Regions from separate parts of the Homo sapiens genome. Here region 2 is linked to region 1. Evidence: chromatin loops called from intact Hi-C (ENCODE). Cell type or tissue: MCF 10A. All regions are shown on one strand. Each heading gives the region's core, and the rest is flanking DNA. Links, peaks and the distances in the headings are about the cores only. Region 1 overlaps TACO1 (translational activator of cytochrome c oxidase I). Region 2 overlaps MRC2 (mannose receptor C-type 2).

Region 1 (16,128 bases), core at 1-8,000:
CCCATTCCAGCACACAGGCTTCTGCAGCAATCTCTGAGGGTAAAGCCGGTGGGAGGCTCAGCAGGCCAGGAGGCCCAAGGACAGGACTTGCGACCTTGAAGCCAAAGGAATCTCACTTGTGGGGCCTCCTTGTCAGCTCTGCTGCTGTCTCAGAGCCATCTGGATGAGTGTCCCGACACCCTCTCGGATGCAGGGCAGGACCACCCAGCTGGTCAGACTCTGATGTTGGGTAGCTGGCCTCTGTGGGGATTGTAAGTGCCCTGAGGCGCTCTGTACTAGAAACTGCTCTTAATAATAACGGTGATTATTGGTTGCTGCATTGCTGTTGTATGGCTCTTGAGTCTTCCTGAGTTTGTGTCCAGCTGTTGGGATCCTCTGGACTAACTTTCAAGTCCCTAGGCTTAGCTCTACTACTCCAATCCCAGGATTATTTTTTTAATTGGCCATAGAAATGTAGTTGTATCCAGGCACTCCATGGTCTGATGCTGGTCTTACAGCCTAAACCTGTCATTCATTCATGCAACTAATATTTCTGGAACACTAGCTATATACCAAGAACTGTACTTATCTAGAGCATAAGCTATTCAACTGGTGTCCTGTGTTAGATCCTGCTCTAGAAGGTAGGACCTGAACACAGGACTGCTCTTTACTGGAGCTGTCCCAGGGCAGTGTGAGCTGCTGTGCAAGCATCTGTTGCTCTCTTTGTGTGACTTCTGTGCCCTTCTTTCACCAAACAGCTTAAGGTTCTAGCCCAGTAGGAAATCAAGTGCCAGTGATAAGGGACTTGGCAGTGGCTCACACCTATAATCCCATCTACTCGAGAGGCTGAGGCGGGAGGATCACTTGAGCCCAGGAGTCTAAGGCTACAGTGAGCTATGATTGCACCATTGCATTCCAGCTTGGGTGACAGAGTGAGAACTCTTCTTTTTTTTTTTTTTTTTTTTTTTTTTGAGGCAGAGTCTCACTCTGTTGCCCAGGCTGGAGAGCAGTGGCACAATCTCAGCTCATTGCAGCCTTGACCTCCTGGACTCAAGCAGTCCTTCCACCTCAGCCTCCCAAGTAGCTAGAACTACAGGTGCATGCCACCACGCCCAGCTAATTTATATATATTTTTGTAGAGATGGGGTTTCACTATGTTGTCCAGGTTGGTGTCGAGCTCCTGAGCTCAAGTGGTCTGCACACTCGGCCTCCCAAAGTGCTGGGATTACAGGCATGAGCCACCACGCCCGGCTGAGTCTGTCTCTTTTTTTTTTGAGACAGAGTCTTGCTCTGTGGCCCAGGCTGGAGTGCAGTAGCATGATCTTGGCTCACTGCAACCTCCACCTCCCAGGTTCAAGTGATTCTCCTCCTTCAGCCTCCCAAGTAGCTGGGATTACAAGCAGGCACCACCATGCCCGGCTAATTTTTTTGTGGAGGGGGAGGGGAGAAAATTAAACTTTATTTATTTTTAAAAGCAAACCACCGGGAAAATATAACACAGCCTGGAAGCAGCAAATGGACAGGCTATATTATCATTTCAAGTAGTAAGTTGATGAAAATACAATGAGGTTGCTATCAAAACAATAACGTGCCATGCCGGGGCAGGAACACTGCAAGTTGCGAAAGCCCCAGGCAAAAATGGTTTTTGGTACTGGGGTCTGCCTCTCCTTTGCTATAAGGGAGTCAGCTCATCCTAGCCCAAGTTGCTTACTTTTTCTTCCTTGGATTTCCTGTTGCCAGGGTTTGTCTCAATTGTGCTTTGTTAATTCAGGGGGCTAAGTAGGCAGTGCTAGGTTTAGGCTTTCATTCCATCCGTTCTATAAAAACCAGGTTTTTCCAAATCCAGTACTTCATAACTCTGTTATAATCAAGTAGCCAACTGCTCTTCTTTTACTGTTCATTTCTAGATACTAGTATATATCACAATCAAAACCCCCTTCTCTTCACCGGGAAAGTGTTACTGCAAGATTGTCCTGTCATTTTGCTACACACAGCCTCGGCCCATCAGCCAGTAATTATGCTTCCCATAATTAGTATGTCATCACCTCTCATGTTTTTGCATGGTCTCCAGGCTGAAAGATGCAGCATGTAATAATTTTAAGAAATCTACATCTACATCTTGATGACCAGAAATGGGGATCCTCAAGGAAACTTTCAAAGTTCTTATCCAAACTAGTCTCCCTCCCAATTCCACATCTTAAAATCAATTTGTATCGCCTTGTATAAATTACACAAAACCAAGAAAACAAAGACCCAGAAAACTTTTTTGCCCTTCTAAGCGGGTGACCTCATGGATTTTGTTTCACAGCTTACGGAAAATGGTGTGGTGACACTTCTGGTAAACAGGATGTTGGCAACAAAGAGAAAATATCTCTCCTCAAACTCCACCAACTCTAACCTGCCAGCCTGTTGGTACCTGTGTAATAAGAAGAGTTTAGTGCCTTGGAGGGCTCTGGCTTGTTACAGGGGAGATCCTTACTGGCAGGACAAGCACTGGCCATAGGATATATAAGCTCTAAAACTCTCCTGTAATATCTCTGACCCAATTTAGCACCACTTTTTTCCATTTCATTTTTTAGGACTGAAACATAAAAGAACCAGTGTCCAGAGGCAAGTGACATATGTCTTACACTTGTGGCCATCCTTCATTTCTTCATAAACTTTGCTTAAAAGACTAAAATTCCCAATTCCTTATAAAAAATATATTCTTGCCCTCAGCCCCAGTGGCCACTGGCAAAGACTGTTATTTCCCAATGGATAAGAGAGCCTCCTTCATCTTCTTGGCCATAGTTGGGATGAGGTGCGTGTGGTCATCCACACACTTGGTCACACAACCGTCCAGCTGCTGCTTCACCTGAAGCTCCTTACTCCCAGTATCCATTGAATCTTTGGCTTTGTTGTTGCAATGCATGGCGCACCGGGCCAGGTGGTGCCGGAACTTCTCCAACTCACTGGTGAGCAAAGCCCGGGCTTGAGCCAGAGGCACATGGCAGTGCTTTGATGTACTGGTGCACCTACTGCATGGAGGCCTGGCTGTCCTCACAACAGCTGGTGCTGCACCGGAACATGAGACCCTGCATCTTCCAGATGTTCTCTCTCTCCAGACTCTTCACCATGGAGTCCACCACCTCCTGCACCCACAGCTGCTGCAGCTCTGCCATGGCGTCCCCATACCGCCCTGCACCGTGCCACCCCGGCTAATTTTTGTATCTTTAGTAGAGACCAGGTTTGGCCATGTTGGCCAGGCTGGTCTCGAACTCCTGACCTTAGGTGATCCGTCCATCTTGGCCTCCCAAAGTGCTGGGATTACAGGCATGAGCCATGGCGCCCAGCCTCTGTCTTTCAAAAAAAAAAAAAGGGACTTACTAGGGCCTGCTTTGCCTGGGTCCCTATGCATCCTGGGATTGGTCAGAGTGAACCAATGAGAAGACTGAGCTGCTCTCAAGAAGGGCTACCACAAGCTGGTTTTGAAAGCTTCTTGGTTCTGAGAACAACCAGCCCTAGATCCTTTTCATCTCTGATGCCAAATGATGTGGCACTGAGAACTGAAGAGGAAACGTGAACAGAAAGAAGAGTGAGGGCTGAATAAGAAGCCTCGCCAGTGGGAAATAGGGCCCTTGGTACCTTTTGCTCCTAATAGTCACATCTGTGTTTAGAAGGGCCAGGAACTCCCACCTCCTGCGTCAGAGCCTGTCAAGCATGTCAGGCCTAGAGTGGCTTTCTGATCCCTGTTATACACCTATTTATAAGTTATCTAAGCTAATTCTGAGCTCAGAGTAATTTTCCTGAAGGAGCTTCAGGTAAATAAGGATGACAAAGAACTAAAACCAAATTTACTGTAAATGATAACTTCAGCTTCTAAGAAAAGAATTACTGACTCCACACTGATGTCAATAGCTGGAGAGCAAGGGCTACGAGGAAGAAAACCAGTGAAATAATCCATGGTCATGCCACTTGCCCAAATATCTGAATTGCTTATCATTAAAAAAGAGCAAATTTACGTTTATATGTGGCTTCATAATTTGTAAGATACGTTTACATGTTATTTATTTGATTTTCCCAACAAACCTATAAAACACTTTGGCCAAGTATTTTATGCACAAATGATCTCATACCAAGCAGGAAAGAACAGGTCTTACACTGATAGACCTTGGTGTTTATAAAATAGCTCTGTTTTGGAAATTAATTTGGAGGAATCTTATTTATAATCTGAGAAATCTGTACTAAGGGAGTCTGCTCTTAAAGGGAACATGGCTAGTCATGTGAATAGATCTCTAATGTAGCATATAGAATCTTTATTAATATGGATTGTTGCATAACCAATTATCTTACATCAAGACATGCTTACTGTAAGGCACAGTAAAGGCTCCTGTGATGATGGCTCTGCACTGACCCCTAGTGGTGCCCTGCAGTCTCTCTCCTGCAGTTAATAGGAAAGGCAGAAATGAACCCTTCTTGAATTTGTTCTGCTGTCTCTAGATCTGGAAAAGAGACCCTGAGCTATTCAAATAAAGATGGTCACGGCCGGGTGCGGTGGCTCCCGCTTGTAATCCCAGCACTTTGGGAAGCCGAGGCGGGTGGATTACCTGAGGTCAGGAATTCGAGACTAGCCTGGCCAACATGGTGAAACCCCGTCTCTACTAAAAATACAAAAATTAGCCAGGCATGGTGGCAGGCGCCTGTAGTCCCAGCTACTCAGGAGGCTGAGGCAGGAGAATCACTTGAACCCGGGAGGTGGAGGTTGCAGTGAGCCGAGATCACACCATTGCACTCCAGCCTGGGGCACAAGAGCGAGACTCCGTCTCAAAAAAAAAACATTAAAGATGGTTACATCCATATGCCAAGGTATTATGTTGCCACTAAAAATTATTTTTTAAAGAATCTTTTGTCAGAGAAAATGTTTAGAATATAACATTAAGTGGGAAAAAAGATACAAAACTACATGTATAGTGTGGTCCAAATTTTGAAATAGATATGTATATATTTATTTAACATATTATATATATGAACTTTTTAAAAAAGACTAGAAGGAAATGTACTAAAATATCAAAACAGGTTATCTCAGGGTAGTGATGTTATTACTGAGCTTTATATTCTGTAATCATGTTTTCCTTTTTTCTTTCTTTCTTTTCTTTTCTTAAGAGATGGTGTCTTCCCGGCCGGGCGCGGTGGCTCACGCCTGTAATCCCAGCACTTTGGGAGGCCGATGTGTGTGGATCATAAGGTCAGGAGTTCGAGACCAGCCTGGCCAATGTGGTGAAACCCCGTCTCTACTAAAAATATAAAAATTGGCTGGGCGTGGTGGCGGGCGCCTGTAATCCCAGCTACTTGGGAAGCTGAGGCAGGAGAGTCATTTGAACCCAGGAGGCGGAAGTTGCAGTGAGCCAAGATCGCACCACTGCACTCCAGCCTGGGCGACAGAGCAAGACTCCGTCTCACCGAAAAAAGAAAAAAAAGAGAGAGAGAGAGATGGGGTCTTCCTGTGTAAGGCTGGTTTTGAATTCCTGGCTCCTAGGGATCCTCTTGCCTCAGCCTCCCAAAGTGCTGGGATTATAGGTGTGAGCCACTGTGCCCAGCCCCCATGTTTTACTTTTATCAGGTGACATAATTAAAAAAAAACCAAAAGCTAGTCTCACAGCATCTGAGAGTCTGGGAGTCAGATGCATGTTAAAGTCAGAGGAATGAGGTCCAGTGCTGGCTTGGCTTGCTTTGCCTTATCTTTGGTTATTGTCTTAGCAACATAAAATTATTCAAGGTCTTGAAGCCACCTTGGGCTTACCTTCAAGTGTCCTTTTAGTGGGACAGAAGTATCTGTGATAGGCTCTGTTCACAGTCTTGACTGTTATAAGAAGCACTCTTGTGCGTAGCCACCTCCCCTCTGCTAGAGGCCCTGGCTGAATCCAAGAGGAACAGCAAAGGCTGTGCCTCCAACCAACTGTGGAAATTCAGCCATGTGGTTGAGTTACTTTTTTTTCTCTGAAACTTATAGCAGTCAATAAATTTTCAAACTCGAAGAGCCCCCAATTCCCAGACTTATTTGAATCCCCAAAGACACTTCTGGAGACATTCTCTTCACAGAAAATAAGTCTGGCAAAAGGGAATGCGATGATAGATCCACAATACTCTTTTTCTTTTCCTTTTCCTTTCCTTTCTTTCTTTCTTTTCTTTTCTTTTTTTTGTGTGTGTGTGTGTGTAACAGGGTCTTTGTCAGCCAAGCTGGAGTGCAGTGGCACAACCATCGCTCACTGCAGCCTCAACCTCTCAGGCTCAAGCAATCCTTCTGCTTCAGCCTCCTTGCATGCCACCATGCCCGGTTATTTTATGTTTTGAAGAGATGGGGTATTGCTATGTTGACAGGGCTGGTCTTGAACTCCTGGGCTCAAGTGATCCTCCCATCTTGGCCTCCTGAAGTGCTGGGATTACAGGTATGAGCCATCAGCCTGGTGCCACACTACTCTTAACTGAAATTATTCTATGTCCAGCCAGTGAACAGGATAGCATTTTTACTTCTTTGTTCTTTTTATTTTTTGTGTATGCCCAAAAGGTAACATTTATTGTCTTTAAAAAGGCAAATCTTACATAAATAAATAACAACAACAACAACAACAAAATTCCCATTTAATTCTACCTCCTAAGATACAACCACCATTAACGATTTATATTTTTTCACTCTTTGGAGCCAGTCTGCTAGGGACCAAATTCTAGCTCTGCCAACAGCTAGCAACCTTGGACAAGAACTTAACCTCTTTGTACATGCTTCTTTACCTGTAAAATGGGGGTAATGATAGTACCGATTACATGCGGCTGTTTTGAGAATTAAGTTAATATATGTTAAGCACTTGAAACAGCACCTGGCAATAGTTAAGTGTTCAATAAATGTTGGCCTTTTTCTAAGTGTGAATGAGCATTTTTTTTTTCATTAAAAAATTTTTTTGGCCAGGCATGGTGGCTAATGCCTGCAATCCTAGCACTTTGGGAGGCCGAGGCAGGTGGATTGCCTGAGCTCAGGAGTTCAAGACCACCCTAGGGAAAACATGGTGAAACACAACATCTACTAAAATACAAAAATTAGCTGGGCTGGGTGGTGCTTGCCTGTAATCCCAGCTACTCGGGAGGCTGAGGCAGGAGAATTGCTTGAACCCAGGAGGCAGAGGTTGCAGTGAGATTGCACCACTGCACTCCAGCCTGGGCCACAGAGCAAGACTCTGTCTCAAAAAAAAAAAAATTTTTTTTTAATTGATATGGGATCTTGCCATGTTGCCCAGGCCAGTCTTGAACTCCTGGGCTCAAGTGATCCTCCCAGCTTGACCTCCCAAAATGCTGGGATTATAGGTGTGAGCCACCTTGCCTGGCCAGCTTCTTTTTTTTTTTTTTTTAAATAGACATGGAGTCTCAGTATGTTGGACAGGCATATCAGGGTCTTGATACGTAGTTTTGAACTCATGGCCTGAAGCAATTCTGCCTCAGCCTCCCAAAGTGTTGAGATTACAGGCATAAGCCACCACACCTGGCCTGAATGAGCATTTTTTAAAACTGAAAAGTGATCATGCTATATACTTTGCTTTAACCTTTTTTTTTTCACTTCACAATACATCCTGGTTACCTTTTAGTATTAGTATGGAGAAGTCTCTTCATTCTTTTTAATAGCTACATAACTTTTTTGGTATTAACGTGTCATAATTTAACCAGTCTCCTATCAATGGGCATTTGGATTGTCTGTTTTAAAAAAGATGCTAGGGCCGGGCATGGTGGCTCACACTTGTAATCCCAGCACTTCAAGAGGCTGAGGCGGGCAGATAGCTTGAGCCGAAAGAGTTCAAGACCAGCCTGGGCAACATGGCAAAACCCTGTCTCTACAAAACATACAAAAGTTAGCAGGGCATGGTGGTGTGCACCTGTAGTCCCAGCTACTTGAGAGGCTGGGGTGGAAAGATTGAGCCCAGGAGGTCAAGGCTTCAGTGAGCTATGATTACACCACTTCACTCCAGCCTGGGTGATGGAGTAAGACTCTGTCTTCAAAAATAAAATGAAAATAAAAAGTCAGGTGTGGTGCCATGAGCCTGTAGTATCAGCTACTGAGGAGACTGAGACAGGAGGATCCCTTGAACCTGGGAGGTTGAGCTTGTGGTAAGCTATGACTGTGCCACTGTACTCCAGTCTGGAGGACAGCAAGACCTTGTCTCAAAAAAGAATTTTCGGCTGGGTACAGTGGCTCATGCCTGTAATCCCAGCACTTTGGGCGGCCAAGGTGAGCGGATCATGAGGTCAGGAGATTGAGACCATCCTTGCTAACACGGTGAAATCCCGTCTCTACTAAAAATACAAAAAGTTAGCCAAGCATGGTGGCAGGCGCCTGTAGTCCCAGCTACTTGGGAGGCTGAGGCAGGAGAATGGTGTGAACCCGGGAGGCAGAGCTTGCAGTGAGCCGAGATCACGCCACTGCACTCCAGCCTGGGTGACAGAGCGAGACTCCGTCTCAAAAAAAAAAAAAAAAAGAAGATAAAATACTGCATATACCTAAAAGGGAACATTATGGAAATTACATTCAGTTACTAACATCTCCATTTGAGGTTCACTTACTCATTTGACAAATATTTGTTTTTTAATGTGCTATGAAAGATGAGAGGCATGCTGATTTGAAAGCAGCTTCTGTCTTTATGCTTAATTTGGTTGTTTTGTTTTGCTTTGTTTTGCTTTGTTTTGTTTTGTTTGAGGGTCTGGCCCTGTCATCTAGGCTGGAGTGCAGTGATAGGATCATAGCTCACTGTAGCCTTACCTCCTGAGCTCAAGCAGTTCTCCAACCTCAGCTTCTTGAGTAGCTAGGACTACAGGCACACGCCACCATACCTGGATAATTTTAAATTTTTTTTGTAGAGACGAGGTCTAACTATGTTTCCCAGACTGGTCTCAAACTCCTGGCGTCAAGCAATCCTCCCTCATTAGCCTCCTAAAATGTTAGGATTATAGACATATGAGCCACCACACCTGGCCTTTTTATACATACTTGGTTAAAGACAATTATTAGCAGGACACATGCTTTGATGAAGAAAGTACCCAGTGCTCTGACAGCATGTCTGAGGGCCTTAACCCGGACTTGGAGTTGTCTGTCTGAGAAGGCTTCCTGGAGAATGCTGTATAGGCTTAGCTCTTCCCTGAAAGAATGGAGGTGGGGGCTGGGCGTGGTGGCTCATGCCTGTAATCCCAGCACTTTGGGAGGCCGAGGCGGCAGATCACGAGGTCAGGAGATCGAGACCATCCTGGCTAACGCGGTGAAACCCCGTCTCTACTAAAAAAAAAATACAAAAAATTAGCCAGGCGTGGTGGCGGGCACCTGTAGTCCCAGCTACTCGGGAGGCTGAGGCAGGAGAATGGCATGAACCCGGCAGGCGGAGCTTGCGTCACTGCACTCCAGCCTGGGCGAGAGAGCAAGACTCCGTCTCAAAAAAAAAAAAAAAAAAAAAAAAAAAGAATGGAGGTGGAAGCAGAAGCGAAGAGGATTTCATGCAGAGAACATAGCACACGCAGAGGTATAGAAGCAAGAGAAATTCACATTTGAGGAATTGCTGGTGGTTCTATGTGGCTGGGGCATAGAATTTGAATAATGGGGTTAACTATTATAGTTAAGGTGGAAATAGAAGGACGTGTGGCTGAAGAAGAAGGTATGGGTTGGGTCCTGAAGGACCTTCTTAACTACATTCACATATATGACTTATCCTAAGGGTGATGGGAAACTTTTTAGGGAGGGTATGGCAGAATCAGGTGTCCATTTCAGAAAGATCAATCTGTGATGTGAATATATGTTGAGAGGCTGTTACGCTTAAGTCATGCAGGTAAGAGATTTTGGTGGTTTGAGCTAGGGTGGTAAAATGGGATGGGAGAGGGATGGACAGATTGGAGACTTGTTCAAGACTGGCTGTGGGGGAAAGAAATGGAGAGAAAGAGCTATCTGATCATTCGAAGGTATCCAACTTGGGAAACTGGAGAGGGACAGAGAAAATACAGAACTATGGGGGAAAATGGTTTCAGTTTGGACCCAAAATTGGAGGTTCCTGTGGGACACCCATGTCTGTGGAGTTCAGAAGAAAGACATCCCTGAGCTAGAGACACAGTTGAGATTCTGGAATCCTCAGCGCATATGGTAACTGCAGTATGGGAATGTTTGAGATGGCTGGTTGAGACACCGACAGTGCAAATGAAGCCACAAAGAAGGCAGTTGTAAGAAAGGTAGAAGGTAAATCAGAAGGTTGTTTTCAGCTAAAGACTCAGGTAGATGTACTGCGGTTCTCCATGTGTGAGGCACTATTCTAAGTGCTGGTGATAGAGCAGTAAGCAGGACAAAATTCCTGCTCCTGCATACCTTATGTTTGTGGTAGTTGGAGTAGAGCAAACAAATAAATATATAATTTTAGCCACTGAGAAAAAAAAACAAGGAAAAAATATACAAATACAGAATGATGGAAGGGAGGGGTCATTTTGGATGGGGTGATAAGAAATGACTTAAAAGCAGACGTTTGAGCAGAGACTTGAATAAACTGCAGAAATGAGAACATCTTGGCTTGGTAGTTTCAAAGAATGGAAAGAAGGCCAGAGTAGCTAGAGGACAGTGATGGAGGGACAGGATGGAGGGGCCAGCTCCTATTGGGCTTGGCAGGTCATGACAAAGAATTGGGGTTTTATTCTGAGTGTGATGGGAGGGAAGCCATTGGAGGGCTGACAGTGGGCAGGGGGTAGGGTGGCGTGATCTGAATTACATTTTACAGGGATCACTCTGGTTGCTATTGGGGAATCATTTGTTGGGCTGCCACAGAGGAAACAATGGAGGCCAGATAGGAGTCTGGGGCAGTCATTCAGGAGAGTAGGTGGTGGCTTGGATAAGGGGGGTGGGATGAGAAGTGGTTGGATTCAGGTGTGTGTGTGTGTGTGTGTGTGTGTGTGTGTGTGTGTGTATTTTTATTGTATTTTTTTTGGAGACAGGGTTTCACTCTATTGCTCAGGCTGGAGTGCAGTGGCACAATCTCGGCTCACTGCAACCTCCGCCTTCTAGGTTCAAGCGATTCTCCTGCCTCAGCCTCCAAGTAGCTAGGATTACAGGCCACCACACCTGGCTAATTTTTATATTTTTAATAGAGATGGGGTTTCACCATATTGGCCAAGCTGGTTTCGAACTCCTGACCTCAGGTGATCCACCTGCCCTGGCCTCCCAAAGCGCTGGGATTACAGGTGTGAGCCACTGCGTCCGACCTGATTCAGATACATTTTGAAGTGGGAGCTGAAAAGATTTGCTGCATGTTTGGATATATGGGTGTCAGGGAGAGAGAATAATCAAGGAACACTCCTAGGTTTGTACAGAGGGTCTCTGACTTACTATGGTTCGGCTTATACCTTTTTTTTTTTTTTTTTTTTTTGAGATGGAGTTTTGCTTTTGTTGCCCAGGCTGGAGTGCAATGGCATGATCTTGGCTCACTGCAACCTCTGTCTCCCGGATTCAAGCAATTGTCCTGCCTCAGCCTCCCAAGTAGCTGGGATTACAGGTGTGCGCTACCACGCCCAGCTAATTTTTTATTTTTAGTAGAGATAGGGTTTTACCATGTTGGTCAGGCTGGTCTCGAACTCCTGACCTCAAGTGATCCACCCGCCTCAGCCTCCCAAAGTGCTGGGATTACAGGTGTGAGCCACTGTGCCCCGGCCTCAGCTTATGATTTTTGGCGTTATGATGGTTCAAAAGCAACACACAATTCAGTAGAAACTGTGCTTTGAGTACAACCATTCTGTTTTTCATTTTCAGTACAGTATTTGGTAAATTACATGAGCTATTCAAAACTTTCTTATAAAATAGGCTTTGTGTTAGATAATTTTGTCCAACTGTAGGCTAACTTAAGTGTTCGAGCACGCTTAAGATAGGCTTGGCTAAGCTATGATGTTCAGTAGGTCAGGTGTATTAAATGCATTTTCTACTTAACGATTGTTCATCTGATGGTTTATCTGGACATGGCCCCATGGTAAGTCGAGCAGCATCTGTGCTTTAGCAATTGGGAAAACAGAAAGGAGCATGGCAGCTCACACCTGTAATTCCAGCAATTTGGGAAGTTGAGGTGGGAGGATTGCTTGAGCCCAGGAGTTTGAGACCAGTTTGGGCAAAATGGTGGGACACCCCCAACTCTACAGAAAATTTTTTTTACAAAGGCTCTACTCTACCTGACAAAATCTTATTCCTTAGTATTTAATTTCTCTTCTTAGGGAGAATTTAAATTTAATTAAGTAATTTAAATTAAAATTTTTTCCTGGCAGGGGTGGATAATGAAAAAAAGGTTGAGAAACACTGGCCTAGTGCAAGAACATGGCCTTTGGGAGTCACACAGGCTTGGTATGAATCCTGGCTCCACTACTTGGACACAGTGCTTAACCTCTCTAAGCTTCACTTTCATCATTTAAATGCCCACAGTATTAGCATAATAACCTTAGAGTTATTGGAAAAATTAAATGCAATGACGTGCCTGTTATATTGATAAATACTAATTTTCTTTCCCCTTTATCCCCGCTTTCAAGAATAGAGATTATTATAGTTAAGGAACTCCAGTAAACTGGGTAGAGACCAAATCAAGTGGGAATATGGCAGGCTTAAGCTTGTTGGAAGAAAAAGAAAACAGGACAAGGGGGCTGATTAAATATACGGAGATGAGTGTAAAGAAATAAGGGAGGCTGCTTGCAGTGGCTCACGCCTGTAATCCCAGCACTTTGGGAGGCCGAGGCTGGCGGATCACCTGAGGTCTGGAGTTCGAGACCAGCCTGGACAACATGGCGAAACCCCGTCTCTACTAAAAATTCAAAAATTAGCCGGGCGTGGTGGCGCACGCCTGTTAATCCCAGCTACTTGAGAGGCTGAAGCAGGAGAATTGCTTGAACACGGGAGACGGAGGTTGCAGTGAGCCGAGATCGCGCCACTGCACTCCAGCCTGGACGACAGTGTGAGACTCCATCTCGAAAAATAAAAAAGAAAAAGAAAAGAAATAGGGGAGAGCCCAAGGTAATTCTTAAGGGATTTGACACTCAAGGCAAAGCCACCACTAAATGTTCTTAGTGGACAGTGGACAATGACATCTGAGGAAGATTATTCTGGAGCCTGACATATTACACTGGAACAGAGGCCGGAGAAAGGAGCCCACATTAATTGTGGTGGACTTGGAATCTGAAGATCTGAGTGTATAAAATGTTGAACAATGAAAAGGTTGGGGAAATTAATTATGGTGCCTTTAATTTTGAAACATCATGCAATCAGTACAATTGTTTTGGAAGGATATTTGGTGGCACGGGAAAACAGAATAAAATGTAAGCATACTACAAAACAATACAAAGCCATTTTTGTCAAACGCCTATCTAGGTAGGAAATAGATTATCTCTGGGGTGGGATCTTTTCTTTTTCATAGTTTTCTGCATTTTTCAATTTTCCTACAAAAAGCTCGTGTTGCTTTTATAAGAAAAAAGTTATTTTCTGAAAGAACCTCTGGCGGAACTCAGATTTCCAGGGACCCACATGCCAGCACTATCCCAGCCTCGGGTGTCTGAGGTACCTAGACCAGAGGGTGTGGCCCTGGAGGTGTGAGACAGGGAAAGCTGGGCTGGGCCGGCCGCCCCTGCCCGGGGCAAGAGCAGCGTCGGGACCGGAGGACCAGTCGGGGGATGGGGCCGCAGAGGTGGCCGCGCGCCGGGAAGTGCTCAGGCCAGACCCTCCCCACTCGTTACACGCCCTGTGCTGGGCACGGGGAGGAGCAGGACGCCACCCTCTGGAACCACCCAGATCGCTGGGGCCTCCGAGAACCCGGAGGGCGGAAGGCCTGAGGGCCCCCTGCAGCCGCCTACTCCTCACCCCAGCCCTAAAGTAGCCGGCGGGGAACTGCGCCAGCCCGCGCGCCCGCCGAGCCTTCGGTGACTGACGGGAGGTGGGAATGTGGGCGGAGCCTCACGCCGGAGCTGTGATTGGAACAACCAACACCTCCCAATCTCTCCCAAGAGAGGGAGACAGCACCAGAGAGGGATGCGCAGAGGCGGGGGCTTAGAGGCCTCTACGTGATTGGCTAACAGCGCAGGGAGCCGGGCGCTGTCCCGATGATTGGCAGGCGCTAGACAGCCCTCGGAAACCGCCTTGGCTTCGCCCATTGGCATCCTGTGAGAGTAGGCGGGATTGGTTCATCGTGTGGTGCTGATGATTAGCTGGCCGCTGAGAGTTAGGGTGTTGGGAGAGAGTTGGAGGGGGACGGCGGGGGCTGCCGACTTCCTTCTTGTTATTGGCTGGTGAGGTGGGTGGGGGTGGTGCGACGGCCCAGCGGCTGCCTGGGATTGGTGGGGGCCGGCGTGAGTGACAGACAGGGGGGCGAGCTGCGCGACCAGCGGTTTGTTTTTCGGAGCGTTCCTGAGGTGGAGAACGGTGGCCGGACGGAGAGACTGCGGGTCTGAGGGACTGGCGGGCGGGCGGGCCGAGCGGCGCCGCCGAGGCCGGGCTGGGCCGAGCCCAGGAGCGCCCGGGATGTAGCGGGCCACCCTGCCGATGCCACAGCGCCCGGCCGCGGGCGGAGCCGGAGCCGGAGCCTGGGGAGGCGGCGGGGGCCCAGAGCGCAGCCCGCGCCCCCCGCGCGGAGCCAGGCCCGCTGCCGTCCCCGCCGCCCGGGCCCCCGGCATGCAGCCCCGGCTGCGGAGGTGACACTCACGGACCTTAGCCACCGCCGCCGCCATCGCCACCATGGGTAAGTGTCGCCACCGCCCCGGCCTGTGCCCGCGCTGCTTCGCGACGCCCCGCCCCAGGCTGAGGGAGGAGGACCCTGGGCCACCGCCTGACAGGCATGGACAGCCCGCCCGGCCCGGGGCTGCGGACCGCCGGCCGGCCGGCCGCCCGCCCCGCTCGCGCGCCGCGGCCCGGGCGGGGGTTCTGGCTCCGCGGGGCGGCCCGGCCGGCAGAGCCCGCTCGGCAGCCCTCCTTCTGGGCGGCGCGGCGGGCGCATCCCGGGGAAGCGGCGGCGGGACCGAGGGCCCGTGCTCCGCGGGGCAGCCTGGTCCGAACGAGCCGGACCGCGAGCCCGAGGGCGGGGGAGCAAGAGCGCAGTGTGGGGCCCGGGCTGGAGGCTGCCGCAGGCCCAGCTGCTGTTGTGTCTTTTCCTTGATTTGCTTTTTTTTCCTGCCTGTGTCATTTCCTTCCCTTTGCTCACACAGGCCGGCCTGTGAGAGTTCCCGGGGCTTGCTCTCCAGCCCTGTGCGCGCCCCAGCGCAGGGGGGAGGGCGTGCGGGGCTCGGCTAGGAGGCGATTAAACTGGAGCTGTGATCAAGCGCGCGGTTGACAAATGCGTGCTGCACGCAGATTGCTGGGGGTCAGGAGTTGGTCGGATGCTGCCAGTTAGAATTCACATCCTACTTTTTGAAAAATCCCGTTGCAGGGGTTTAATCCATTATTTTTTTCTTGCGGTATCCCTGAAATTATGTAACTTTTGAAAGAAACATTTGCTACACAAAAGAATTTCTCTGAAATCACTTCCTTTTTGTCAGTATTTACAATTTCTACTGTGAAGATGTAATCTAAGGAAAGCTTTTAATGTCTTCCGCACGTAGCATTTGAGTTGAATTATATTCCATATCCTTTTTGGTAGTTTAGCAAATGACTACTGGACTAGACTAAGAAATAACATTTTAAACGTTCTTTACTTCTCCTGCCCAGACAGGTGTTGTGATACTGTTGTCACAAGTTTTGCAAAATATTTGGTATTGCCCTAAATAATAATAAAAGGGTAAACTTCAGTGAGAGGATCGTTTGCAAAACGTTCCGTTGCTTCTGTGAAGTGCCCCATGTGAAGAGGGAGCCTTAATGTTTGCCTTGCCCTATAGCAAGGTCAAGTCCTTTTTGTAGGAGGTTAACTGTACGCTATGTCAAATTCGCCAGATATTGTTTTGTGACCCATCTCTACACCCTGGCTTTGAATGAATTGCCTTGTTCTAGTTCATGCTGTCCCTCATACAGTATGAGAAGGGTTTGTTCATTTGCTGGGCTTACTGTTTCCTTCTCATGCTTTCCTTCAGAAGTGCGTGCTCTTCTGAGGGAAGGTCTGCTGTGAGAGTGGACATAAAAGGAACCCAGTAAGGCCTGGTATTTAAATATATAATTGAAGA
Region 2 (14,563 bases), core at 3,935-11,934, 940 kb before region 1:
CATGCTTGTAAAGTCTTCAAATAGTATACAAGTATATAACATAAAATTAAATGAAAATTCCCTTCCCCCAGGCCCACTCTCCAGGTGAAACCCCATTGTAGCCCCCCATGTTGTCTTAATGCCTGTCTTGCATGTGGTGAATGGGGACCAGAGTCACCATGTGAGGGGCTGGCCTCTTGTGGTGGACAGCCCCGTCCTGGGGGGGCCTTTCCTGGGAGACCCCCTGAGTTCCGAGATAGAACTTTGTGGGGACACAGAGCCCATGGGCTGGGTAGCTGAGCAGAGATTCCACCGGGCTCAGCCCTCTGTGGGTGACTTGGAGGCCCTCTTGCCCAGCTGGAGTTTGGATGGGATTAGGGGTACTAGGGAGCCCCTTCCCAGCCCTATGAGGTGTGCAGCAAGACCTCTCTCTGGTTCCTGGGCTGACTCAACAGCAGAAGAAGCCTTAAAGCCACTATGGGGTGCCATTGCCTCTCCCACCTGCTGATCCCTGTGAACACCCAGCACTCTGGGTTTTAGGGGATTTCTCCTGAGGGTCGAGGGGCTTGGCAGCCTCTGGTGTCCAGATGCCAAGGGCCTGGCCCCTGTCCACCCCCTGCAGAGGTCTACACCATCCAGGGAAACTCCCACGGAAAGCCGTGCACCATCCCCTTCAAATATGACAACCAGTGGTTCCACGGCTGCACCAGCACGGGCCGCGAGGATGGTCACCTGTGGTGTGCCACCACCCAGGACTACGGCAAAGACGAGCGCTGGGGCTTCTGCCCCATCAAGAGTGAGAGCTGTTGGAGCCGTGGGGGCGGGGGCAGTGTTCCTGGAGGGAGGCTGGTGCTGAGGGGCCCCGGGGCCCAGGGTGAGATACTGCCCCCTCCCCTACCTAGTGTAGCCTTTTGGTGGGGGAGGGTCTGCACTCCCGAGGGACCCTGGAGGGGGCCTGAAGGAGAGGGCTGTCGTGGTGGCAGGTAACGACTGCGAGACCTTCTGGGACAAGGACCAGCTGACTGACAGCTGCTACCAGTTTAACTTCCAGTCCACGCTGTCGTGGAGGGAGGCCTGGGCCAGCTGCGAGCAGCAGGGTGCGGATCTGCTGAGCATCACGGAGATCCACGAGCAGACCTACATCAACGGTGAGCCGGGGCCTGATGCCTGCTCGTGCCTCTGGAGGGCCCGGGCCCTTTCCGCTTGTGGGTTGGGGAGAGGGCGATGGGGAGCGGGGGAGGCTGGGGCTGGGGATCCCCTGTTCAGTGTCCCTCCTTGCTGTCAGGCCTCCTCACTGGGTACAGCTCCACCCTGTGGATCGGCTTGAATGACTTGGACACGAGCGGAGGCTGGCAGTGGTCGGACAACTCGCCCCTCAAGTACCTCAACTGGGAGAGTGGTGAGGCACAAGGTTGGGGGCGCAGGGCAGCATAGGGGCCCCGCGGGCTCTTGGCCTCCCATGGACTCCTCTCCTCATGTCCTCCTGCAGAGGGGCAGTGTGGGTAGGGGAAGCACCGACCTCCACCCCCCTCCCCAGACTGCGCCCCCCTAGCCCATGTAGGGCGGCGCTGCCCCAGGCCGAAGGTCTTGGTGCATATGGACTGGGTGCCAGCCTCCACTCACCTCTTCAGCCACCCCTGTGGGCAGCGGGCACCAGCGCACCCAGCAGCCTGGACGGGGAGGCCGGGGCGGGGCTGGTACTGGTTACTGGGTAGAAGGTTCAAGGCGACGTGCACCCAGGTTAGAAAGCGCGGAGGACCCCGTGGTCTGGGGCGGAGCTGGAGCTGAGCACCAGGCTTCCCGAACTGGCTCAGGCTTCCGAGGGAGCAGAGGGAGGTAGGAGGTTCTGAGCAGGGCCCCGGGAGCCACGGTGTGAGCTTCTCTCTCCGGGGGTGCTGGCGCCCTGCCCTCCCCACAGACCAGCCGGACAACCCCAGTGAGGAGAACTGTGGAGTGATCCGCACTGAGTCCTCGGGCGGCTGGCAGAACCGTGACTGCAGCATCGCGCTGCCCTATGTGTGCAAGAAGAAGCCCAACGCCACGGCCGAGCCCACCCCTCCAGGTGAGCCAGGGACTGTGCCGCAGGGTGGGGAGGGGCTCCCAGGGCCAGGGACACAGCCACAGAGCCGTGGCAGGCCCAGCCTCTCCTCCGGTTACCACCACAGCACAAGGGGACTCTGGATCCTCTGACTCTTATTTCATTGTTCAGTTAAAGTCTGAGCAAATTGGAATATGTCATTAATTCATTTGGGGAACATGTGCTGAGATCTGTGTTAAATGCTGGCAATACCCACTGTTACCTCGTAGAGACCACAGTCTGCTGGAGGTGACAGACATCTCAATGCAGTTAGACTATCCCAGGTCATGAGTGATTATAGAAATATGGATCAGTGTTAGAGGAGCATAGAGAAGAAACTGATTCAGCTTCTGAGAGTTAAGGAGGGGTTTATGGAAATAACATTTGATTTGGGCCTTTCAAATTGAGTCTAAGTTTAAAAGATATAAAGAGGTGTGGGGGAAGGGCATTCCTGGCAGAGGGAAGAGCATATGCAAAGGTGTGGAGGCCTAGAACTACACTGCAGCTTTAAGGGGTGGTGAGTGATGGCCGGGCACCGTGGCTCACACCTATAATCCCAGCACTTTGGGAGGCCAAGGCAGGAGGATTGCTTGAGCTCAGTAGTTCAAGACCAGCCTGGGCAACATAGCGAGACCCTGTCTCTGCAAAATATTTTTAAAAAATTAGCTGAGTGTGGTGATGCACGCCTGTCTACTAGGGAGGTCGAGGTGGGAGGATTGCTTGAGCCTGCAAGGTTGAGGCTGCAGTGAGCCTCGCTTGCACCACTGCACTCCAACCTGGGCAACAGAGCGAGACGAGACCCTGCCTCAAAAAATAAATAAATAAATAAATAAATAAATTTAAAAAAAAAAAGAAAAAAGAAAGAAAAAGAAAAAAATGGATGGTGCCTGTTGCAGTTTGGGTGGAGTATAGATTCTAACCACTTCAAGTATGGTCATCCAACCAGCAGCACAGCATCCCCGGAGGGCTTGTTAGAAATGCACAGTCAGGCCCGCCCCAGAGTAATTGAATCAGAACCTGCATTTAACAAGATCCTCAGATGATTCATGTGCAGACACAGTTTGGGAAGCCCTGGCTTAAAGGGCATGGTGAAGAAGAGGCAGGTTGCAGCCAGTCTCTGCAGGGTCTTGGCTGCTGGGCCAAGTTTGGGTGGGGCCAGGTAGGCTGTGGGGAGCCTTTGAAGATGTTTAAGCCAGGGAGTGTCTGGTTCTCGTTTGTGATCATAGAGACAGCTTTAGGGGCCTCGTGGAGGAGTTGGGGCAATGGACAGGGTCTGCTTTAGGGATTCTGCCCCTTACTGCTGTGTGGCCCTGGGCAAGCAGCTTAGTCTCTGGGGTGCAGAGTCCTCATTGCAAATGGAGAATGAAGCCACCCCCCTTGCAAGGTTGTTGTGAGGAAGGCTGGAGATCTGGCCTGGCACGAAGGAGTTTTTCTGTAGTTGGCTGTGGATGTTTACTGTGGTGTAGGTTGGAGGGGCTGTGCAGTTTCCTGCGAAGCTGTGGGGTGGTGAGGAGACTTTTACAAAGAAAATATGGCAACACACACACACACACACACACACACACACACACACACACAACACTAACTACAGACAGTAAAGAGTTTACAGAGCAAAACTTCTGCTCCTGACCATGGAAGTCTTGCCAATGATCGACTCAGGACTGGTTTTTTTGTTTGTTTGTTTGAGACAGGGTCTCACTCTGTCACCCAGGCTGGAGTGTAGTGGTGCGATCTTGGCTCACCACAACCTCTGCCTCCTAGGCTCAAGAGATTCTCGTGCCTCAGCCTCCTGAGTAGCTGGGATTACAGGCGGGCATCACTACTTCCCGGCTAACTTTTGTATTTTTAGTAGAGACGGGGTTTCACCATGTTGGCCAGGCTGGTCTTGAACTCCTGACCTCAGGTGATCTGCCCACCTCGGCCTCCCAAAGTGCTGGGATTACAGGCGTGAGCCACCGCACCCCGCCTTTTTATTTTTATTTTTATTTATTTATTTTTTGAAACAGAGTCTCGCTCTGTCGCCCAGGCTGGAGTGCAGTGGCACAATCTCCACTCACTGCAACCTCCGCCTCCCAGGTTCAAGCGATTCTCATCTCCAGGTTCAAGCGATTCTCATGCTCCAGCCTCCCGAGTAGCTGGGATTATAGGCATGAGTGTGCCACCACGCCCGGCTAATTTTTTTGTATTTTTAGAGATGGGGTTTCACCATGTTGCCCAGGCTGGTCTCGAACTCCTGTCTTCAAGTGATTCACCCGCCTCGGCCTCCCAAAGTGCTGGAATTACAGGCGTGAGCCACGGCTCTGGCCTGATTCAGGACTGCTGACCACTGCTTTATCTCCCATTCCGTAAGGGGCCAGGAGCAGAAGCTTGAAACGTCAGCAACCCGATCTAGGGCACCTCCACCTCTAGCTGGAGGGAGCCTTGGGCCCTAGTCCAGTCCTCCCACAAGCACCTTTCTGAAGGAAGGGGCCCGCTGGGAGGCCCGGGTGTGGGCATGCCTAGCCTATCTGTGGCCCCTTACCAAGTCCTCTGTCCTCTGGGTCTTCCCGGACCTGCAGACAGATGTAAGGCCTCGGATTTCCGCCCCTCTGCCCAGCCCATATCTCTCTGCACGAGGCATATTCTAGGCAGGTTCTGCTTTCCCGGTCTCATCACTTAAGTCCTGTCATTTCGAAGGCAGGCGCCCCGTCGTGTCCCCAAAGCATCCACATTTCCCAAGCTCCCTTCCGGTCCTTGAGGCCCCTCGGGTCTCAGCAGCCACTAAAATCCGCTTGTCTGGGGCGGCAGCCTCAGGTCTTAGCTCATTGGCTAACAAGAGATGATTGACAGGTCCTGAGCCAGAGAGCGAGCCCACCGGGCTCTCAGTCCGCCCAGCTTTGCCGGGTCTCCAGGAGCAGGTGTGGCTGGACCACTGGAATCCCAGTCTGAGGCCGTGTTCTAGTGGGCGCGCAGTTTCCTGCCCGACTAGGCAGAATCCTGCCCGAGCATGACACTGTGGGTGGTTTGGTGAAGTCCTGTTTTCTCTTGCCAAGACCAAGTAAGGGCTTGTTTGCCTCAGCTGCCCTCGGATCCCAACCCCTAGAAGGTGAACCTGAAAGGCATGGAAATCGGGGCAAGGGAGGGCCTGGGACGGGTGGATTTCTCAGCCCTGGGGTTCAGGGTTAGGAGTTAGGAGCGGGGAAGGAGTCCCAGCTGGGGGATGGGGCCGATCTGTAGTGACTTTGAGCACCTCCTAATGTTCTCGGTTGCCCGTCCACCAAGACCTCAGATTCCTGGTGGGCTTGCCTGGGCCCCATTAGTGGCTCAAGGTCCCGTTTCCCAGTTTTCTCCCTCCTGGGCTTCCCAGACCTGCACAGAGTGGGTGCTCAATAAATGTTATTTGAGAGAATAACAGTGATTCCATTTACTAGGCAGGGGGCCATAAGCCAAGCTTGAATCTCATAGCAGGAAACCCCATTTACAGAGGGAGAAACTGAGGTTCATGGGGCTGGTTTGTCCTTTCTACCCATCGTTTATTGACTGATTGATTGATGCATTGATTGAGATAAGGTCTTGCTGTGTCGCCCAGGCTGGAGTTTAGTGGTGCAATCATGGCTCACTGCAGCCTTGACCTCCCCGGGTCAAGTGATCCTCCCACCTCAGCCTCCTGAGTAGCGGGACCACAGGCGCACATCACCATGCCTGGCTAATTTTTTATTTTTTATAGAGATGGGGTCTCCCCTTTGTTGCCCAGTCTGTTCTTGAACTACTGGGCTCAAGCAATCCTCCAGCCTTAGCCTTCCAAAGTGCTGGGATTACAGGCCTGAGCCACCATGCCTGGCCCACCCATCGTATTCTGAGAGCCACAGCCAGAGGAAGTGTTCTGTCCTGGGTGGAATCTGCCACCACGACTTGGGTCTCTGTCCCGGGGCTCCAGCAGCCCTGTAAAGTTTTGTGTTTTTTTAGCATTTCCAAGACCTGTGGTGGGGACCGGGATTGATCTGGGAGAGTTTGGAGAGGAGGTGACTGGGAGGCCTCGCCTGTGTTGACGTCAACCCAGTGGGTTGGTTCCCAGACTGGGCGGCTCAGTCCCTGAGCAGCAGCCTCATGGGTCTCTGCAGACAGGTGGGCCAATGTGAAGGTGGAGTGCGAGCCGAGCTGGCAGCCCTTCCAGGGCCACTGCTACCGCCTGCAGGCCGAGAAGCGCAGCTGGCAGGAGTCCAAGAAGGCATGTCTACGGGGCGGTGGCGACCTGGTCAGCATCCACAGCATGGCGGAGCTGGAATTCATCACCAAGCAGATCAAGCAAGGTGAGGAGCTGCCCGCCCACGTGTCTGGGTGGAGGGCAGGGCCTCCCACTGCCCCACCCATCCTGTCCAGGAGCCTCAGAGAATGTTCCTTCCTCCCTACTGGTGGCTGAGGCTGACCTCTCAATGTTTTCTCTCCCCTCCTCTCCTGCTGCACCCCCAGAGGTGGAGGAGCTGTGGATCGGCCTCAACGATTTGAAACTGCAGATGAATTTTGAGTGGTCTGACGGGAGCCTTGTGAGCTTCACCCACTGGCACCCCTTTGAGCCCAACAACTTCCGGGACAGTCTGGAGGACTGTGTCACCATCTGGGGCCCGGTGAGATCTCCCTCTCCCTATCACAGGGCCACAAAATACACCCCCAACCTCCAGGTGCCACCCCAGCTGAAGGACATCCTAGTTACTATCAGAACCTGCCTGGAACCTCTTACCTCTCAGCAGTCCCCCTCCTCCCCACCAATGCCTTCCCTTCCATGTGAGAGACTGCCGGGGCTTGAATCCTACCTCCACCTCCACCTCCAAGTAGCCAAGTCACCTTGGGCAAGTTACTAGAGGGTCACTGGGGAGATCAGAGGAGTTAATTCTCGTGAAACCTTAGGCACAGTGCCTGGCGCATTCTTGGTCTCCTCCCAGCTGCCCTTCCCTGCCAGAAGGTGGCATCAGAACCCACATTATGTGCAGATACTTTGCAAGCAGGGCTGCACTCTGCCAGCCCTCGCCCCCAGTGCTCTACCCAGTCCAGGGTCCTGTCATCTCAAGAGATTGTTGGGTTTTATGACAATTTGCCATGGTTTGGGCTTAGATGTGGTGTAAGTGAAGGAATTGATGGAGGGCTTCAAGCAGAGATGAAAGACCCTTAAAAAAGGGACAAAGCCAGCTGAGTGTGGTGGCTCATGCCTATAATCCCAGCACATTGGGAGGCTGAGGCAGGCGGATCACTTGAGGTGAGGAGTTCGAGACCAGCCTGGCCAACATGGTGAAACCCCATCTCTACTAAAAATACAAAAATTAGCCAGGCGTGGTGGCAGATGCCTGTAATCCCAGCTACTCCAGAGGCTGAGGCAAGAGAATCGCTTGAACCTGGAAGGCAGAGGCTGCAGTGAGCTGAGATTGCACCACTGCACTCCAGCCTGGGTGACAGAGCAAGACCCTGTCTCAAAAAAAAAAAAATAAAATAAAAAGGAGAAAGCCGTAGGGACACAGACCACCCTTCCTAGGGACAGACAGGATGTTCTGCTGTCACATACTGCAAACAGTGCTGTGGACTGTAGTGGCAGTCATTTGCCTTAGGGGATGCTATTTAAGAATTTTAAAACAATTATGTATTGAGTATCTACCATGTGCCAGTCATTTTTCTGGGTGCTAGGATACACAAACACGCCTGCCCTCAGAATGGAGCTTAGAGACAGACATACTGCTGGCTGGGGGCCTGTGGATACTGGGGAGGGCGAAGACAGAAGCAGGGGCCGAGGACTAAATTCCTCCTCAGCTTCATCAGCTGAGATTCTGGTCTGGGCACACTGGCCTCTGCACACTCTGGCCCTGCAGGCACTAGCTAGACGCCTTGGGAATCCAAGCTGTCTATCCTGCCATCAGTTACTCTAACAATCTTAGCCAGTTTGTTTTTGATATTTATAAAACGAGTTATCAATAATGTAAAAGGACGCCTTTCCTTTTTTTTTTTTTTTTTTTGAGATGGAGTTTCACCCTGTCGCCCAGGCTGGAGTGCAATGGCACGATCTTGGCTCACTGGAACCTCTGCCTCCCAGGTTCAAGCGATTCTTCTGCCTGAGCCTCCCAAATAGCTGGGATTACAGGCATGCACCACCACAACCGGCTAACTTTTTGTATTTTCAGTAGAGATGGGGTTTCACCATGTTGGCCAGGCTGGTCTTGAACTCTTGACCTCAAGTGATCCGCCCACCTCGGCCTCCCAAAATGCTGGGATTACAGGCATGAGCCACCGCGCCGGGCCAGGATGCCTTTCCCATTTAGACAATGCTTGTTAAGTTTCAAGGCGTTTGCACATGAACTGCTTGTGCTCTCATCCACCCTGTGAGGCTTATGGGTTCATCCCGCCTTCCCCATTGCACAGCTGGGACACAGACATGTCAGAATCACACAGTAAGTCAGAGACAGGGCCAGCTCTAGGAACCAGATTCCAAGAAGGATTTGGGAGATTTATGGGGAGGTGGGGGTTGAGATTCTTCCTCACCCTGTGTCCGTAGGAAGGCCGCTGGAACGACAGTCCCTGTAACCAGTCCTTGCCATCCATCTGCAAGAAGGCAGGCCAGCTGAGCCAGGGGGCCGCCGAGGAGGACCATGGCTGCCGGAAGGTGAGGGTGTTTCTGGAGCTGCCCTGAGTGGGGCCACCTGTCAGAGGGGCTACCAGGGGAGGGAGAGGTGGATGAACTCCTGCTGCCTCGCATGGCATCGCCCTCTCGTCGGCACCCCCTTCCCTGAGCTCTCCAAACTGCTCCTTTATTGAAGGAGTGATACTGGATGGGATGGGACGGGTGGGCGCTGTTGGGAGGAAGCAGAGCTCCCCACCCCCAGCCCAGTCCTGAGTCCCTCCCCATGGGGGAAGCCACTTCCTCGAGACAGCAGAGAACAGGGAGGTGGGGGCTGGTCTACCCCCGAGTGCCCCCTCAGAGTCCAGCCTAGTCATGTCAAGCAGTGGCTGCCGAAGTGAAGTGTGGCCCCTGTGCACCGCCAGTCCTGACTTCCCCCTCCTCTGCCGTCTGACACAGGGCGTGTGCTGGTCTGTCTCCCCTGGAGGAGTGAGGCCACTCAGGGTGGGGCTGCACCTTCCCCCTCCTTGTGTTCCCAGCCCCAGTGGGCTTCTAGAGGATGTTTAGGGAGGTTGAGGGGGGGGGTGTCAAGGAATGAAAGCTGTGTAAGTGAGTGGGGGGTGAGTGACTGAGGGTGTGAGGGGGTGACAGACCCTCTCCTCCTCCAGGGAGTGGAGCAGGGGTGCAAATGCTGTGATGGGTGCGGGGAGCTTGCTTCTAAAAGACACTGCTTGGCCCTTGGCCCCCCCCAGCAGCCCCTTGCAGCCAGGCTGGCTCCTCACTCTGTTTTCCTTTGGATTAAGCCCCTACCACACCCACCTGGACCCCAAAGCCTCCCCCAGAAAATGAGCAGGAAACACTAACAGGCATGGCCCCATGGGCGAGGAAGCAGAGGGGAGAGCAGAGCCCAGCTGCGGAGTCTGTGGACTGGCAAGGACAGTGCCTGGCCCAGGGGCTGTGTCATGGCTGCGAAGAGGTGAAGGGAGGAGTAGAGAGGAATTACCAACTTCTCTGGCACCAAGGCCAGCCTGGAATTTGTGTGGGGAGTGTTGAGGGTCCATGGTTAACAGCCCAGGATCACCAGGGGTCTTGGCACAGCCCCTGCCAGCAGATGAGGCCCCCACCACACATACCACATCTGCTTCTCTTCTGCCTTGGCTCCTGCCAGCCTCGCCTGCCAGGGTCTCGTCTCTGAGCCCCTCCTGCCATCCCCGGGCCAGGAGCATCCTGCGCCGACTCCAGCTTTGCCAGGCCCTCGAGGACTGCCCATCCCCTCTCCATCCTGGCAGCTCTCCCCAGCCTTTAGCTGTGGTTTCCCAGCCAACAGTAATTTCCCCACTGTGTCTCTTGGTTTAAATGCCCAAGAGAGGAGCCTGAAGGGCCATTCATCTTCCCGAGCCGGGTCACTGGCCGGTCGCTGGTGGCCTGCCAATCAGCCACGCTGGGGCTGGGCCTCCACCCCAGCTTCCACAGCTGTGGGTGATGGTGGAGGGGGAATGTGGAGAAACGAGGTGCAGAACACAGCCCAGTACTCAAACCAGTCCCCTCCGTCCTGAGCACGTTCAGTGATGTCCCTGATGGCATCTCCCACCACAGGATTTATGGGTGAGGGTGGAGAGTCATCTTCCCTACAGACACCCCTCTTCTGTCCACTCTTGAGCCAGGGTTGGACGTGGCACAGCCCATCCTGCTACTGGCTGGGAGAAGACCAAGTGACCTACAGTGAGGCCCGGCGCCTGTGCACTGACCATGGCTCTCAGCTGGTCACCATCACCAACAGGTACAGCAGGGGCGGGTGCCCTGACTAGCCCTTGCCCATGTCTGGGCCTATTGTGGTCCCTTCAGCAAACAGGGTAGCATCTGCCATCATGCCCAGAGGGACCTGGAGTCCTGTGAACCTCAGTGGGCTCCAGGGCATTTTAAAATCTTGTCAGAAGAATGACTCTCACTTGTTAAGTGACCCCAGTGTAGGGCAGGGCCCGGGCAGGCACAGGTGTGGGCTGGATACTTGAGAAAGAGAGGCCTTGGTTGTGTCTGATTTTCTCTACTTTCTTCTCAGCAAAGCAAGGGGTGCAGAGAATAGAAGGGGCAGCTGGGGGTTCCATAAATCAGCTGCAGGGCTCCCAGGCGTCCCTGCTTTCTTGAGCAAGTTATTGGTCGGGTGCAGCACCCGAGCTCCCACGGTAGGGCGTCTGGCCTGTGACTGGGGGATTGGGAAGCAGGGAGATCCCTGCCCTGACCAGCCTGTCTCCTGAAGGTTCGAGCAGGCCTTCGTCAGCAGCCTCATCTACAACTGGGAGGGCGAGTACTTCTGGACGGCCCTGCAGGACCTCAACAGCACCGGCTCCTTCTTCTGGCTCAGTGGGGATGAAGTCATGTACACCCACTGGAACCGGGACCAGCCCGGTGAGCCCCTTATTTGACTTGCCTTGGTGAAGCGAGGAGGGAGGCCAGGGTGGACTGGCCCTGCCAGCACCGAGCCCCAGGGCTTCCCCATAAACAGATCATTGGTGCACTGTGGTGTAGTGTCTATGAGCACAAGCTCTGAAACCAAACTGCCTGGCTCCGATCATGACTCTGCCATCTTTTAGCTGTGCATCCTCTGAGCCTCAGTTTTCTCATCTGTCCAGTGGGAATAATGATCCTTTCCTCATAGGGATGACATGAGTCTTAAATATGTGTAAAGTGCTAATATGTGTAAAGAGTTAATGTGTGTAAAGTGTCTAGATTACTTCTCTATCTGGGCTCACAAAAAAGAAACAAATAATCTCTTCTCTATCTGGACTCATTTAAAAAATGTGTTCAGAATACTGAGCGCAATACAAGTGCTTGTTATTACTATTATTACCATTTCACATTCATTATCTTTCTAACCCCTTCAATAACCTGATGAGGTAGATGATGAAGCAGGCTCGGTGAGGTTAAGCAGCTTGCCTGAGCCCTCACAGTGGGTGAACCCAGAGCCAGGGCTCTGCCTCCATTCCCTTCCTCCCTCCTGGCTCCAACCCCAGAGAGCATGTCTCTGAAGAGGTGGCCAAGCTGGTTCCCAGTGTGAGGGCCGTGCTAGTGCCCTGCCGGGATGTGAGGGAGGACCAGACTATGAATCCTTCTCAGAGCCTGGGTCTCCCTTCCCTCTCCTTCAGGGTACAGCCGTGGGGGCTGCGTGGCGCTGGCCACTGGCAGCGCCATGGGGCTGTGGGAGGTGAAGAACTGTACCTCGTTCCGGGCCCGCTACATCTGCCGGCAGAGCCTGGGCACTCCAGTGACGCCGGAGCTGCCGGGGCCAGATCCCACGCCCAGCCTCACTGGCTCCTGTCCCCAGGGCTGGGCCTCGGACACCAAACTCCGGTATTGCTATAAGGTAGGGCAGCCTGTTGGCCGGGTAGGGGGCAGGGGGAGGACAGGAGCAAAGAGACAGTTTGGATGGAGGTCCCAGTGGGACCAGCCACAATCCAGAGACACACCAGGCTGCAGACGGGTGATTTCTGGTGAGACTTGTCCATGGAATCTGGAGGCCTGGTGCTCAGTAATCATTTGAGGAATTGAGGGAACCACAGATCATTGATTTCAGAGGTTCCCAAATGTTGGGGCCAGCCTAGCTGTTCTTCAGAATTGCTTGGGGAACCTGATAAAAATAAAATCTTGGCCGGGCGCAGTGGCTCACACCTGTAATCCCAGCACTTTGGGAGGTCAAGGCGGGTGGATCACGAGGTCAGGAGATCGAGACCATCCTGGCTAACATGGTGAAACCCCATCTCTACTAAAATACAAAAAATTAGCCAGGTGTGGTGGCAGGCGCCTGTTGTCCCAGCTACTCGGGAGGCTGAGGCAGGAGAATGGCATGAACCCAGGAGGCGGAGCTTGCAGTGAGCCGAGATCGTGCCACTGCACGCCAGCCTGGGTGACAGAGCGAGACTCCGTCTCAAAAATAAATAAATAAATAAATAAAGATAAAAATCTAGGCTGTCACAATGGAGATTTAGATTCATTAGGTCTGGATTGGGCCTGGTAATCTGTATTTTTAATCACGCTAGGTTTGGGAGCCACTGGCAGAGTCCGAGGTCTTTTATTATGCACAGAAACTGAAGTCTAGGGAGAAGAAGGGACTTACCCACGTTAAGCTGTGGCTCTGCTGGGATTAGAGCCCAGATCTCCCTGCTGGTCAGGGGATGGGGCTCAGGGGCCCTCTCCAGAAGGTGACTGTGCCAGCTCCCCTCCCCAGACCTCTGCAGATGAACAGGATTGTCCTTAGCTAGCCTTAGCCCCCTGTCCAGTAAGGCTCCAGGCCCCTCCTCTGCCATGGTGGGAAAGGCAGTAGGTGCCCCCTGAGGGGTGGGCCAGTGGGGACAGCTTAGACAGCTGGACTCTGCCCCTGCAGGTGTTCAGCTCAGAGCGGCTGCAGGACAAGAAGAGCTGGGTCCAGGCCCAGGGGGCCTGCCAGGAGCTGGGGGCCCAGCTGCTGAGCCTGGCCAGCTACGAGGAGGAGCACTTTGTGGCCAACATGCTCAACAAGATCTTCGGGTACTGAGCCGGGCTGAGGCGTGTTAGGAGGGCACCCGCACACGTGTAGGAGCAGGCATGGCCGACAGACCCTTGGTTTTGTTGGGCGAGCAGGGGGATGGCAGAATGTGGGTGACCCCAGGGAGGCCTGCATCTGCTGCTGGTGCCAGGACCATCTTGTCCTCACTCAAGTAGCCATGGTGCCCTGGCATCTTGGGAGAACAGGCTGGTGTGATCCATGCACTCATAGGAGACTGTGTTTTGCTCACCATCATCCCCCCAGCAATGCTCCAACAGACCCACAAACTTACATATGTACCCCCCACCCCATTGCAAAATCTCCCACATGCTGGTCCTGGCAAGTGTTTCCCCTCACCTTACACCATCCTACAATGACCCACACTCCTCAATCCACAGTTTTTCCTGAGAGATAGGAGGAGAAAGGCCGCAGCTATGAGGATTTGCCCATGGGCCTCCCTCTGAGACACCACCTCTGTCCTGGGCTCTGAGCATTAGCACGTGGAATCCCCTAGCACTGGGAAAATCGAGATGGATCTGGGCTTCCTGATAGCTTAATTGAAGGGATCTCTCCTCTCAGCAAACATTGAAATTACATTATTTGTCTCATAATTACAATAGCTCATGGTCATCACTTCTCACCACGTACCAGGCACTGTGCTAAACATATAGTCCTCACTCAAGCCTCCCGACAACCCTATGGAGCAGACGTTAACCCCTGACCCTTGTGGGTTGATAGAGAGGTTATTTGCCCAAGTTCATGGGTGAACGGATACTTGAATCCAGGTTTATTTAACTCCAGAGCCGTAGATCCCTGCCACCTCCTCATCTGAACTTCCTAAACTCCGTAAAGTAAAAGCCTGCAGAATCTTGCTGGACAGGGCACCCCCACCCAAAAGGAACCCAAACAAAGGGGAGGGGCCACTGCCCCTTGAGTGGATGGCTTGGTCCAGCTCTCCCCAGCTCTGTCTTGTGGGGAGAACTTTACCGAAGTGACCTCAACGCTGTATCGATGGGTCAATGTGAAGCCCAGATGGAGAGGCCCCAGGCCCTGGGGGCTGCCCCGGTCACAGCTGCAAGGGACAGGGGGCACGTTTGGGTTCCTGCCCCTCTCACTTCCCATCTCTTCCGTCCCCACTCCTGGGTTGTGCTGAAGTGAATCAGAACCCGAGATCCACGAGCAGCACTGGTTCTGGATCGGCCTGAACCGTCGGGATCCCAGAGGGGGTCAGAGTTGGCGCTGGAGCGACGGCGTAGGGGTGAGGGGGCCTGGGGTACTTGGGACTGCGAGGCCGGGAGCTTGGTGGGCGGGGCCTGTTTGGGGCGGGGCCTGGAGGTGGGCGGGTTTTCTTGAGGGCCGGGCCCCCAGTCGGAGCCGGCTTCAGGAAAGCAGGTCCGAGAGGGGTCACCCG

What was found. A loop is a pair of places that touch in the nucleus more often than their neighbours do. Peaks named below come from ENCODE experiments on the same cell type or tissue, not always from the same donor. Only the 100,000 strongest peaks of a DNase experiment are listed, where the experiment ranks them.
Region 2: a loop joins it to region 1, with 6 times the contacts of the local background. A loop is called at or near these places in 3 of 110 quality-filtered maps.

Annotation. Positions count from the first base shown.
Region 1 is chr17:63,608,047-63,624,174 of GRCh38, forward strand. TACO1 (translational activator of cytochrome c oxidase I) reads left to right here. Exons shown (of 5, transcript NM_016360.4): 5 at 1-319. It overlaps MAP3K3 (mitogen-activated protein kinase kinase kinase 3), which reads left to right and starts at 14,371. Exons shown (of 16, transcript NM_002401.5): 1 at 14,371-14,717. The coding sequence starts at 14,714. It also overlaps the pseudogene FAM136DP. RefSeq lists enhancers at 2,560-3,060, 3,061-3,561 and silencers at 13,612-13,681, 14,292-14,681, 14,772-14,831, 15,072-15,121. In MCF 10A, for the core only: a CTCF peak has its summit at 4,360 (motif pointing left); a DNase peak (open chromatin) is centred at 4,365.
Region 2 is chr17:62,665,493-62,680,055 of GRCh38, forward strand. MRC2 (mannose receptor C-type 2) reads left to right here. Exons shown (of 30, transcript NM_006039.5): 3 at 602-775; 4 at 963-1,127; 5 at 1,265-1,378; 6 at 1,898-2,041; 7 at 6,157-6,345; 8 at 6,506-6,660; 9 at 8,571-8,678; 10 at 10,298-10,413; 11 at 10,891-11,039; 12 at 11,777-11,994; 13 at 13,012-13,154; 14 at 14,308-14,410. Among named protein-coding and RNA genes, the nearest start is that of MARCHF10-AS1, 33 kb to the right of the region's middle. RefSeq lists enhancers at 3,967-4,726, 4,727-5,485, 5,805-6,305, 6,306-6,806, 7,054-7,123 and 2 more and a silencer at 6,816-7,110. In MCF 10A, for the core only: a CTCF peak has its summit at 6,999 (motif pointing right); DNase peaks (open chromatin) are centred at 5,059, 6,269 and 6,989.